Linked DNA regions of Homo sapiens: region 1 is linked to region 2. The links are chromatin contacts, found by Hi-C in ENCODE. All regions are on one chromosome and are shown on one strand. Each heading gives the region's core, a stretch centred on a gene start or an enhancer-like site at or near the end of the contact. The rest is flanking DNA. Distances are from core to core; before and after follow the strand shown. Region 1 has its middle 16 kb from the start of KCNK1. Region 2 holds the start of NTPCR (nucleoside-triphosphatase, cancer-related).

The links. A loop is a pair of places that touch in the nucleus more often than their neighbours do. Pooled maps may share reads with other maps.
Region 1: a loop to region 2 is called in a map with no recorded cell type, with 13 times the contacts of the local background. The contact joins the enhancer-like site here to the promoter of NTPCR in region 2. A Hi-C loop is called at or near these places in 2 of 37 single-sample maps with no recorded cell type and 2 of 50 pooled maps.

What each region holds. Positions count from the first base shown.
Region 1 is chr1:233,594,543-233,601,094 of GRCh38, forward strand. No RefSeq gene overlaps it. Among named protein-coding and RNA genes, the nearest start is that of KCNK1, 16 kb to the right of the region's middle. Within about 2 kb of position 5,303, at least 2 of the 41 ENCODE cell types and tissues checked have a DNase peak (open chromatin) inside an H3K27ac peak, as active enhancers do.
Region 2 is chr1:232,946,734-232,952,946 of GRCh38, forward strand. NTPCR (nucleoside-triphosphatase, cancer-related) reads left to right here and starts at 3,878. Exons shown (of 5, transcript NM_032324.3): 1 at 3,878-4,011. The coding sequence starts at 3,978. It overlaps LOC107985361 (a long non-coding RNA gene), which reads right to left and starts at 4,816. Exons shown (of 2, transcript XR_001738525.2): 1 at 4,595-4,816; 2 at 1,487-4,423. RefSeq lists enhancers at 3,600-3,699, 3,612-4,153, 4,154-4,693, 5,822-6,213.

The DNA of each region.
Region 1 (6,552 bases), core at 4,053-6,552, 650 kb after region 2:
ATGCATATACATTATGTATATATACATAAATACATATGCATATACATTATGTATATATACATAAATACATATGCATATACATTATGTATATATACATAAATACATATGCATATACATTATGTATATATACATAAATACATATGCATATACATTATGTATATATACATAAATACATATGCATATATTATATACATAAATTATATTATATACATAATACATATACATATATTATGTGTATATATACATAAATACATATACATATATTATGTGTATATATACATGATACATATACATATATTATGTATATATATACATAAATACATACATATATTATGTGTATATATACATAAATACCTATACATATATATTATGTGTGTGTATATATATACACACACATATAGAGGGAGAAAGAGAGAGATTTTAAGGGATTGGCTTTCAAGATTGTAGAGGTTGGCAAGTACAAAAATCTGCAGGGTAGACCAGCAGGCTGGAGACCCAAGGAAGGGTTGATGCAGCTCAAGTCCAATGGTAGAATTATTTCTTCTTCAGCGGACCTCAATCTTTTATTCTAAAGGCCTTTAACTGATCTTTAACTGATTGAATGAGGTCTACCACATTATGGAGGGTATCTGCTTTACTCAAAGTCTACTGCTTTAAATCTTAACCTCATCTCAAAATACCTTCACAACAACATCTAGACTAGTGTTTGACCAAATATCTGGGTAAGATACTGTGGCCTAGCCAAGTGGATCCATACAATTAAAGATCACAGCAAGTAATGAAGAGACTCTCCTCTTTTCCTTTGAAAGCATTATGATTTTAGCTTTTATATTTAGGCATATCATCTACCTCAAATCTATTTTTGTATATGGTGAGAGATAGAGGTTGAGTTTCTTTTTTTTTTTTGAAATAGAGTCTTGCTCTGTCGCCCAGGCTGGAGTGCAGTGGCGTGATCTCACCAGTCTCCTGCCTCAGCCTCCCGAGTAGCTGGGACGACAGGTGCCTGCCACCATGCCCAGCTAATTTTTTTGTATTTTTAGTAGAGCGGGGTTTCACCGTGTTAGCCAGGAGGGTATTGATCTGCTGACCTCGTGATCCACCCACCTCAGCCTCCCAAAGTATTGGGATTACAGGCGTGAGCCACCGCACCCGGACTGAGCTTCATTTTTAAAAATATGGATATTGGCCGGGCGCTGCGGCTCACACCTGTAATCCCAGCACTTTGGGAGGCCGTGGTGGGGGGATCACGAGGTCAGGAGTTTGAGACCAGCCTGGCCAACATGTTGAAACCTCGCCTCTACTAAAAATACAAAAAATTAGTCAGGCATGGTGGCACGCACCTGTAATCCCAGCTACTCAGGAGGCTGAGTCAGGAGAGTCGCTTGAACCTGGGAGGGGAGGCGGAGGTTGCAGTGAGCTGAGATCATGCCTCTGCACTCCAGCCTGGGTGATAGAGCAAGACTCTGCCTCAAAAAAAAAAAAAAAAGGATATCTAGATATTTCAGTACCATTTGTTTAGTAGTACTTTATTTTTCCATTGGATTGCTTTGGCTCCTTTGTCAAAAAGCTAATAACTGTATACACTTATATACAATCTTTAATGTAGCTGAAATATATTTGTGCTCCTTAATCAGTTCTGTATTCATGTGTCTTCTGTTTTATTTTGCATTTTCAAAATTTATTTATTTCAAAGACAAGGTCTTGCTTTGTTTCCCAGGCTGGTCTTGAACTCCTGGCCTCAAGTGAACCTCCCTCCTAAGCCTCCCAAAGTGCTGGGGTGACAGGTGCAACCCACATGCCTGGCTTCTCTTGTGTTTTAGAAGCTTTCTATAATGAACTTTTGTGGGGAGGGTGGAATGCAGGCTAAAACTTGGAAACTGAGCAGATATTAGTAAGCTTCTTATTTATGACTGTATCTTTAATGAAAATTTGTATAGGATTCAAAGAAATATTTAATCAATTTGAAATGGACAGCAAGAGGACAACAATAAAAAACAGACTGAATTTAGTAAATTGCCTGGCTGAATTTCAACTCAGTTTGGTAGTGACCTAGCTGTCATTTCTTTCTTTTTCACTGTTTATATTTCTATCAGATTTCCACAACAGGACGTTTACACATAATAACCATGGGTTGTCTAAATCCAGTTCCTATATAACATTTATTTAAAAATTTCTGTGGACTTGACAAATTCAGACAGGAGTTTATAGATAATAGTGATATGACTATTATTGCAGAATGAATTAAAATCATGTTTAGGACAAATGCACTTTAATGCAATAGATTGTGGTTGGTTGGCATTAAATATTTAGTAGAAGAATTCTGCTTAATATTAGTGTAATTAAAGGACACTGATGTAGGTAGGTATGCATATATATACATATCTAAGTTATATAAAGGACTTTATTAACGCTTAATACAGGATATTTGTACATACATAAATATGCTATTATCTTATATGAAAAACTACAAATCCTATTGGTTGTATTTCTGTTTATTGTTAATGTTTCTAAAACATTTGGAGAAAATGATATTACTCTTATAATGCATTCTTTGTAAGCTTCTCATGACAGAGATGTTGTAATCTCTGTCAGTTGGTTGATTATAAAGCACAACCCATGTAAATATCTGTACTAGATGAGTTTGTTGATCATGGGCTGATGAGATTTTGACTTCAGGTCTCCTGTCTTCCTTTCCTCATATCATCATTTAAATTCTTTAAAAGAAAATCGTCAATCGATTGTCAAAAGTGGAATGCCAAAATCTGCTGGAAATCTTGAATGTACACTATTCTGGGGTGAAGAATGGAGATATATATATATACAGATAGAAAGATATAAAACCACTGTTAGGAACACTATAACACGCATTGAGGTGATGCATATTGGCCAAATAATCATGCTTTCATGTGAATTATCTCTGTTAACTTTATAGAAAAATACAGATGTGAGGACGATTGTTATTGTCACTTCAGCTGTGAAAAAAATGACAAATCATACTGACAATTTAGACTAATGTTCAAGGTAGGTGGTTAGTAAAATGGGAAGGTGATTCCCTGCTTCTGATGAAGAAGCCCAATTATCTGGGCAAAGATACTTGCAACTGTAATCTTGCAAGTGAAAATTTTACACGTATAAACTCAGCATCAAAGTTTCCATGGTGATATTTCATCAGTCTCCTGATGCATAACACATGTTTAATCATTTTTTTTTGTTATGTGAATCAGCTAACCACAGTATATATTTATAGCATTTCAGATTATGTAAAGAAATCCCTCAAGCTGGGTATGATATGATGCTGGGGTGGTGGTGGTGGGAGGAGAAGAGTATTTTATTCTTGTTCCCCTTAACTCTATAAAAAGTAACTAAAGGAGAGGACAGAGTTTGCATTGTTTATTTAACACTTAAATGACTATGGCTGATGAATAAATATAAAGCAATAATGTGTTAGTTGATTATAGCTGGATTTAAGAATTTCTTGGGCAGGTTTTTAGGTCTCTTAATTGTTTTCTCCCTTCTCTCTGGATGACAGGTTTCCTCTAGGAAATGAGCTGTGGAGTGTGATCTAGATGTGGAGAGGAATGTCAGCCAAAGGATCAAGAGTCCAGGTGCAGGCTGGGCACGTTGGCTCACACCTGTAATCCCAGCACTTTGGAAGGCCGAGGCAGGCATATCACCTGAGGTCAGGAGTTCGAGACCAGCCTGGCCAACATGGTGAAACCCCCGTCTCTACTAAAAATACAAAAGTTAGCCGGGCATGGTGATGCACCTGTAATACTAGCTCCTGAGGAGGCTTAGGCAGGAGAATTGCTTGAACCTAGGAGGCTGAGGTTGCAGTGAGCCTAGATCATGCCATTGCACTCCAGCCTGGGAGACAAGAGAGAAACTCCATCTCAAAAAAAAAAAAGAGTCCAGGTGCAGATCTTTGATGTGTGTTTGTATGAGCCTTACAGATTACCTATCTTGAAAAAAGAATAAAAAATTGAGAAGGAGAACTGAAGATATTTTTCAGGTAGCATAGAGGAGTGAGTATCAAAGAATGAGCTTTAACTGTCTTATATTTTAGATAAACATTACTTTGAACCATGTAATTGCAGGTAGACCATCATCCTACCTACAAAAACAACAATATCATGAGTCAGGTGAATACTGTAAAATACAAAATACTTACTAAAAAGCCCAATAAAGATTTGGGGTCATTACAAGTTGATCACAATGTATATGCTGCATCCCTAATTGACATCTGTTTTGCTTTAAGGGATGAACACTTTGGGTATTTTTACTTCTTATAATTCTGGCCAAGTATGTTTAGATAAGATTGAAAACAACCATGAAAACCTTCCTTCTTCCCAGATCTCCAAACATGTTAAGTGCCAAGTTCATTCTAAGAGTTGCTCATTCAGGAAGTTTCTGACTTTTTAAAATCTGGATTGAAAAGGCAGTTACTCTCTCAGAATGATAAAAATCTTAGAAGCACTGGCTGAGGCCCATCAACTCCTATTTTTCAGAGACAACTGTCACCTTAAACAGATTTTAAACGTACTCATTGTTTCCAGCGCAGCCACCACACTTTATCATTCTCGTGATTGATTATCTGTCGCTGTCATCTGCATTCATGTGGTTTTCAGAAAAGAACAAATATATTTCTCAGTGATTTAAAAGTCCTTGAGAGATGACAAAGTAATAGTAACAGGAAGCTATTATTACTAAACTCTTAGGTTTCATTTTTAAATATATCACACAACGGCATCATAATCGTTTTGCATGTTTCAGAGTAACTCTGTCAGTATGTGCTGTGACTTTGCAGTTCAAAGGACAGGCCCTTCGTGACAACCAAAGAGCATTGAACTAAAGATGCCCTTGAAAAACGATTTCCCAAAGTCTGAGTTTACTCATCTGTGGAAATTGAATAATGCTGCCTGGCCTGCTTAGTTATTGTAATGAAATTACAATAATGAATTTGTCTAATGAATTATTTCATGGAAATGATCTACAAACTTTAAAGCATGAAATAAAAGTGAAGTCATTTAAGAAAAAAGGCAAAGAGAAAAGTGAAAGTATTTAAAAGAAAAATAAGTGCTCTGAAATTAAGTGACTGGGACATCTAGAATGAAAATTTCTAGTGTGCAGCCTGCATTAAGGGAATAGTAACAAAGACCAGCCAAGGTTGGTGTTTGGTTTACGGTGACATTATTCCTGAAGTTGAAAATGACCCTGTTCTTGCATCCAGTGGGGCCTGGGGGAAGACTAGGTGAGGGGGTAGAGGACACCGGATGGGTTAGCAGAAGACACTGCCTGCTAGCCAGGTGGACCGTGGCCAGGGCCACTCAACCTTGAGCCTCAGCTGCACTTCATTCAAGCTACCACAGTTGACTTTGAAACCTCGAGACCAGTTCATTCTGTGCGGCAGCATTTCTCTGTCTTGCTCACCTTGCAAAATGTAAACTCTCCATGTATCCTTCCTCTCCTCTGCTCCCACCTGCAGTTTCTTCTGGGCTTCCTGTAACTAGAGTTCCCATGGCTCCTCTCCTATGAAAAGTTTTCCATGTACCCTCTGGGACCCTTTAGTCAAATCCATTTCACCTACTTCTGCACCTACGCCTACACAGAATACCTTCTACCTCTTTGCCTTCCTGAAGCTCGGTTGTCCTGGAATAGTCCTGGCATCCCTTGGAGGAGGATGCTAATTTGACTACCCCTCAGGGCTGCAGATGGGATTCGCATCCTTCTAAAGTCCCTGAATCAATTTTCAAACAATTGCCCTTCCTTTCTTCAGTAAAAGGACCCTCAATTGGCCAGGCACTTCTGACCGCAGTATTTCTTCTTTCAGCCACTGTCTCTATCATCCACTAACCTCCCACTCATTCTTGAGACCCTGAAGATTTCTGCTCTTGCCATGTTGGCTTCCTCTCTCCCGGTCCAGGCTTCGTCATGCATCTTCAACGTGGATAAACAGAACACTAGACTTGCAGCCCCTCTAGTGACTTTCTTCCCTCCACTTTGGCAATAGCTAACTGCTAGAGATGGCCATAACCCAGGACTCACCCCTCTCTTCTGAACTAAGTCTTCTCCCCTACGACTACAGCTTCCTCTCTTTTCATCTTTCATTCCCATCTGCCAACTATAACCAGTCTCCCACCACATGGAATCCAGCAGCTGTGTAATTCTTCCATTTCCTTCTGATTTATTAGCTCTTCACTGCCTTTATTTCCTTCTCTATGCAGTGTAGACACTGTGGTCCATTATTTTAACTAATCTCCTTTTAAAGAGGCCTTTCAATTCACTAGTTCCTTTACTCTTCCCCTCACCTAGCAAATCTCTATCTTCATGTCACTCAAAGAACTGACATCTGCTGCAGAAAATGGCAAAACTGGGCTGAGCACGGTGGCTCACGCCTGTAATCCCAGCACTTTGGGAGGCTGAGGCAGGCAGATCACGAGGTCATGAGTTTGAGACCAGCCTGGCCAATATGGTGAAACCTCGTATCTACTAAAAAAAAATACAAAAATTAGCCAGGCGTGGTGGTGGGTGCCTGTAGTCCCAGCTACTTGGGAA
Region 2 (6,213 bases), core at 2,628-5,127:
AGCCTCCCGAGTAGCTGGGATTACAGGTGCCGGGCCACCACACCCAGCTAATTTTTCTATTTTTAGCAGAGACGGTGTTTCACCATGTTGGCTAGGCCAGTCATGAACTCCTGACCTCAAGTGATCTGCCCACCTTGGCCTCCGAAAGTGTTGGGATTACAGGTGTAAGCCACCGCACCCAGCCTAGATTTTTACCTTTGGAGGAGTTCATAACTGGGTGGCAGGAGAAGAGGCAGATGCCAGCAATCAGGGGGTGCTGTAAGGGAAGGCCAAGGGAGCAGAGGCTGGGCCTGGAGAATCACAAAAGCCTTGGGGAGCAGTAACAGTTGAGCCCATCCTGGAGGATGAGCAAGGAGTGACTGGGGAGAATGCGGGGGAGGCCTCTCACACCCCCTCTCACTTCCCCTTGTCCCTCTGCTTCAGTCATGGTGGCTGGTGGCTGTCCTCGATCCCCACTGGCTAGGGGTAGATGTGTTGCCCGGGTCACATGCTTCCTCAGAGTCAATCACTGAGGCTGGGAAGATAGAATGATCTCGTTGACCAGGCTTGGGTCATGTATTCCCCTTGGATAATGAGAAAGGGAGGGAGGTTCACTCCTATCAATCACAGAGCCTGGGAGAAAGGGGGTTCCTAAAAGGAGAATTTAGCTGCTATTTCCATACAGTGAAATGAACAGTGGGCTGGCCAAACAACACAATGGTCTCTCTTCCCACTTGGTTATTTTCACATCCATACTTTTTCTTTGTTCTGTTTTCAGTTTTCCTGTACTTAGGAAACTGTACCCTAAATATGCCAGAACTCTTGTTCTGTGTCCAGCCAGGAAGATGCCACAGGATGCCAGTAGCAGCTGGGCGTGGGGGACATCCAGGCATGCGGTGTAGGAAGGGGTGGGGTGAGGGTGTAGAGTCATCTCTGCTTCTGTCCTACTGGGTTACTGGCAGGATAGAACATTGTTCTGCACAGAGATTAGAACTCAGGGTATGAATGGCTCAGAGTTTAGGTACAGACTGCATTAAACAGTCATTCTATAACCACCGCTGACAAGACAACCAGCTTACAATAAAGTATTATTAGCCTTTGACTTGTTTGTAAGAAGGAATTATCTTGTTTAACCACATGAAACCTTCTGCTTTACTTCCCAAATGTTCCTTTAACAGTTTGATGACCATTCATCCTGGTTTGCTCGGGATTGAGGGGCTTTCTAAGACACAGAATTTGCAGTTTAAAAATTAGGACAGTTCTGGGAAAAGGGTAGATATGAAAACAAAATAAACAGTGTTTTTTGGACTTTAGGGTATTTTATAATTGTAGAGACTGTAGAGTTGTACCTACAAACTGTTTTAATAAAGAACTGTACTGCATCCTGTCATAAGTGAGGCTGCACCCAGGTGTTGCAGAAGAAATCTTTGGAATCACCTGTTCCTTAGGTAATTAATTCTACCTTGTGTGTTAGCTCAGGCTACTATAATAGAGTACCACAGATGAGTGGCTTAAACAAAAAAACATTTATTTCTTACAACTCTGGAGGCTGAAGTTTAAGATCAGGGTGCCAACACGACTGGGTTCTTGGGGAAGGCCCTCATCTTGGTTGACAGAGAGCAGTCTTCTCCTCGTATCTTCACATGGCAGAGAGCAGAGAGATAGAAAGCAAGTTTTCTCCCGCCTTTTTCTAAGGGTACTAATCACATTCATGAGGACTCCACTCTAGTGACCTGATTACCTAATTGCTTCTTTAAGGCCCCACACTTTAATACCTTCACCTTGTGGGTTAGGATTTCAACAATATGAATTTTGGGGGGACACAAACATCCGTCCATTGGATGTTGATTAGATAGGAAGCAAAAGTTGGATTCAGTATGGTACAGTACTTTAAGATCCCATTTATTTTAAAATTTGTTTCAATTTATGCCATCTTCTTTTGTTGTTAATCTCTAAGAGATATAAGCTATTTAATTTTTTGTTATTGTTACCTAATAACACATACAGGAAACTGTAGAAATTAAGCATCAAATCAATGAATTTTCTAACAAGAAGATATCCGTGGAACTACCATCCAAATAATTCATTTTCCATGGATAAAGTACATTCAACTATGGAGTCTTTTTTTCTGTTTTGTGAGACGTTGATTCACCATATCTGAATTCCATGTATCTTTGAGCTACTTAAACTGATGCCAGAATTCCAGGCACAGCAACAAAACAAAAGAACCCAACTTCCGGTGAGCCTTGCAAATCCAAACTGCTTTTCAGTGATGGAAAATGCTATCTGATTAACATTTAAAACGAGTACTTTTGATACAAGAGATACATATACTTTTTTCCTTTTTTTTGGAAGCTCCTCCTATGAATTTACTTTACTATATCAACTTTTCACTGTATTCAACATATATGGACTGCAAAATAAATCAAGGTGGAAGGCCCTACATTAACAGTTGGGATAATAAATAGTATACTGTTATAATAATAGAGCATTACAAATGTTGCAGAAATGATGGTGATGACAGCTATATTTTACAAATCCAACTTTGTTTTTTTAGATAATCATTGGACTGGCATATGTCTCAGGCTAAAGGGAAACCAAGAGGTCCATGTGTGGGCAGAAACCAATTAAGTTGAGCACTCACTGAACTGCTTTCTCAGCCAGGATGGGGAACGACTGACTACAAATTAAGCTGTACACATGTTAGACTGAAAGAGTTTACAGGTAAATGTGGCCCAAGGCCACTGCCACGTCATTCGTTGGCCGGAACACTTGCAGTGGTAAAGTGAGACGGAGAAGCTATTTAATTCTTTGCAAGAGGAGATCTTTATACACTTTGGTGTGAAAGTAAAGAGGGAAAACTGGGCGTCCTATGCATGGCTGAGGACGGGAAGCCTGCCTACACCAGTGGTTCTCAACCCTAGCGCACTTCAGGAACTTCCTGGAGTTTAGAAAGAAGAAAAAAGAATACAGGTGCTCAAGACTCGCTCAAGACCAATTACTCATGTTAAACAAGATTTATGGGAGGCCATTGTTTTGGACTAACCTCCTGCACTAGGTCCTAGCAGACTAGACCAAACCAGAATGGAGTCACTTGTGCCAAGTGCCATGTAACCAAACTGAACTTTGAAACAGGCCCGTTTTCCCAAAAAACAGGAGATTGTAGTTAACCTGAGTCAGTACAATAACGAAGTCCAATCTGTTTTAACCCTATAAGGAAAGTAACTTTGAAATACCCACTCTTTGTTTTGTTCTTCAGCCTTTTTTTGCCCATAAAGCCAACCTCCTCTGCACAACTCATTGGAACACTCTATTTGCTTTATGAAATGATCTATTTCTCGATTCTAGATCCTAAATATAAGCCAATTAGATCTTTAAACTAAACTTGTAATTTTGTCTTCTGACACTCCCTATTACTGCAGGTGAAACCCAGGCATCAGAGCAAGTTTAAAACTCCCCAGCTGATTCTATTCTGCAGGAATGTTTGAGAACAAAGTTGGAGTCATTAACATGGCATCCCCCTTTGAGGAATGCTTCCAGGTCACAAACCTTCTACAAAAGGGCTGTCCCGGCAGCCTTGGGCAATTTCAGCTCCTAGGTCCGGAGTCAAGGGGCAGAACTTGGGTGATGGCGCTGACTTGAAGCAGCAATAGTTTAATAACTGACGTTCTCACGCACTTATCTCTGCAAATACCCCACAAAAGCCCTGAACCCAGAATGAAACTTAAGAGACCGTACAACCCGCTCCGCCTATAGGAACTGCCGCGGCACAGGCGCCAATGCCGAGGGCTGAATGCGCAGGCGCGGACCGGGGACTCGGGAGAAGGCGCATGCGTGGTCTTGAGGGCGGTGCTTCCGGTCAAAGCACCGCTTGGGGGCGGGGCCTGCGACACGCGGTGGGCGGGTCCTGAGTCGCGACCCTGGTCCGGACCTGACCTGAATTGCGACCCCAACCTGGACTGCTCCCCTGACCGCAACCCCTACCCCCGCCCACCAGTATGGCCCGGCACGTGTTCCTAACGGGGCCCCCAGGTAACCCTGAGGGGATCCCCACCTCCAAGAGGTCGAGGGGGTGGGGGCGCGCGGGCTGCGGGCGACCTTGTGCTGTCGGGGAGGGTCTCCGGCTCCAGGGCTCCGGCCTCTGAAGTTCCCAATTTAAATGGCGGGCTTGGTAGTCTGAAGAGTTTGTACTCCTTCCCGGAAAACGTGATTTAAAAGACACAGGGCCTAAAGGATTAGAACACACTTGTGAGGGGGTCCTAGACTGGCTTCTTGATGAAGGGCAGAAACCGCAGGGGCCAGCGGCAGCGGTAACTCCTACTGTAGTGTTGACGTTGTGGTCTGCACAAATGGTATTTCAAGAGATCTGCGGCAACCGCGATGTGAAGTGGAGATGTCTAATTTCTGTTGATAGTCACAGGTATTTCCTTACTGTGGGTCTTTGCTACATTGATCGTGCAAAAAAAAAATGGTAAATTTTAGTTGGAGGACAGCGAAACTGAAGTTGTAACCTTTCTTTCCCATCTAAGTTCATCCCCCCACCCCCATCCCCATCTCCATCCCCACGAATTCCCTCCACAGCTGAGGCCAGAGGTGGAGAAGCTTTGGTACCTACAGGAGCCCTTCTCAGACACTCTTGCTTGTTCCTGTCGCTGTCCCCTCCTGATGTCTGTCAGATCCCTCAACCCTGTGGCCTGTGGAGTTCTCATCTGAGAAGCAGGATAGCGTTGAGGTCAGATGAGAGGTGTAGGAGGAGGTGCTTTTAAACCAAGGCGCTACCCATGTATCAAGCATTACTAAAAAGGACAGGTAGGCTGCATCAGATAGGCTAAAAAAAGATAGATGGGCTAAGAGTGGAGAAAGTGATTTCTTCAGCTCCTTTGCAAGGCAAATCTAATTTTGAAGTTTAGTGTGGGTTCAGATATCAAAGGCTGTAACCCTGGATCTAGAATTCTCTTTCACTTTATTTTAATGATTATGTTTAGTTGTAAGTAGCAAAGGCTACAGCTAATATTGCAGACTTTGGGATTTTGTCAGGCATTGGATGGGGGAGTTGGGGAGCAGGGGGTGAGGAGGAGGAGGGTGGTTTGAGAAATGCCTGCTATCTAAAGTCACTCCTAAGTATTGCAAAGAACTGTTTTCTGAAAGTTGGTTTGTCAATCCTTTATTTGAAACTTGGAATGCAGTTTGATACTCAGCAGGCTGACCCCAAGACAACTGTGTGTTTTATTAATGGAGGTGTCCTGTTACCGTGATTGTATTGATGGTGGTTCTTGTTTCTGCTTTATCAAAGTCTTACCTACACGTAGTTGAAAGACTCAAATAATTCTACAGTGTAGCTCTCTTAAACCTGTCCTCAAACCCACGCACCTTTGTCTTTTCTCCTTCTCTTCTTAATGTAGTTACAGCGTAATTTTCATTAGTCAATGTTTACAGTATTATGGCCATGTAAAGACAATCACAACAGAGCCACATAGTAATCTATGATTTCTTTTCCATTTATTTATTTATTTTAGAGACAGGATCTTGCTTTGTCACCCAGGCTGGAGTGCAGTGAAACAGTTATAGCTCACTGCATTCTCAAACTCCTGGGCTTAAGTGATCCTCCCACTTCAACCTCCTGAATAGCTGGATCTACAAGCGCATGCCACCACACCCGGGTATTTTTTTTTTTTTGTAGAGACCTGTCTCTTGTTATGTTGCCCAGGCTGATCTCCAACTCCTAGCCTCAAGTGATCCTCCCATCTGGGCCTCCCAAAATACTGGGATTATAAGTGTGAGCCACCTTACCCATCTTTTTTTTCCCTCTTCTTATTGAGACAGGGCCTCTCTCTGTTGCCCAGGTTGGAGTGCAGTGGCACAATCTTGGCTCACTGCAACCTCCACCTTCCAGGCTCAAACCATCTTCCCACCTCAGCCTCCCTAGTAGCTAGTACTACAGGCATGCACCACCATGCCCTCTAATTTTTTTTTTTTCCTTTTACACATAACTTTTTTCCCCATTAGGAGTTATTGTCAGGTGTTTTTATTTGCCTAGTTTCTTTCTGTTTTCTCAATATGTTCAGACCATCAGGTAAAGTCTCCTCTCAAAGAGGTCACTTTTTGTTGCATATCCTCTTAGTGCCCCTGGCACTTAGCATTTTTTCCGATTTCCAACTGTCTGTACCCATGACTCATCTTGGAGGGCTTTCTCTGGTCCCTGGAGCCCACTTGGCCTGCAAACAGAGCAGGCCA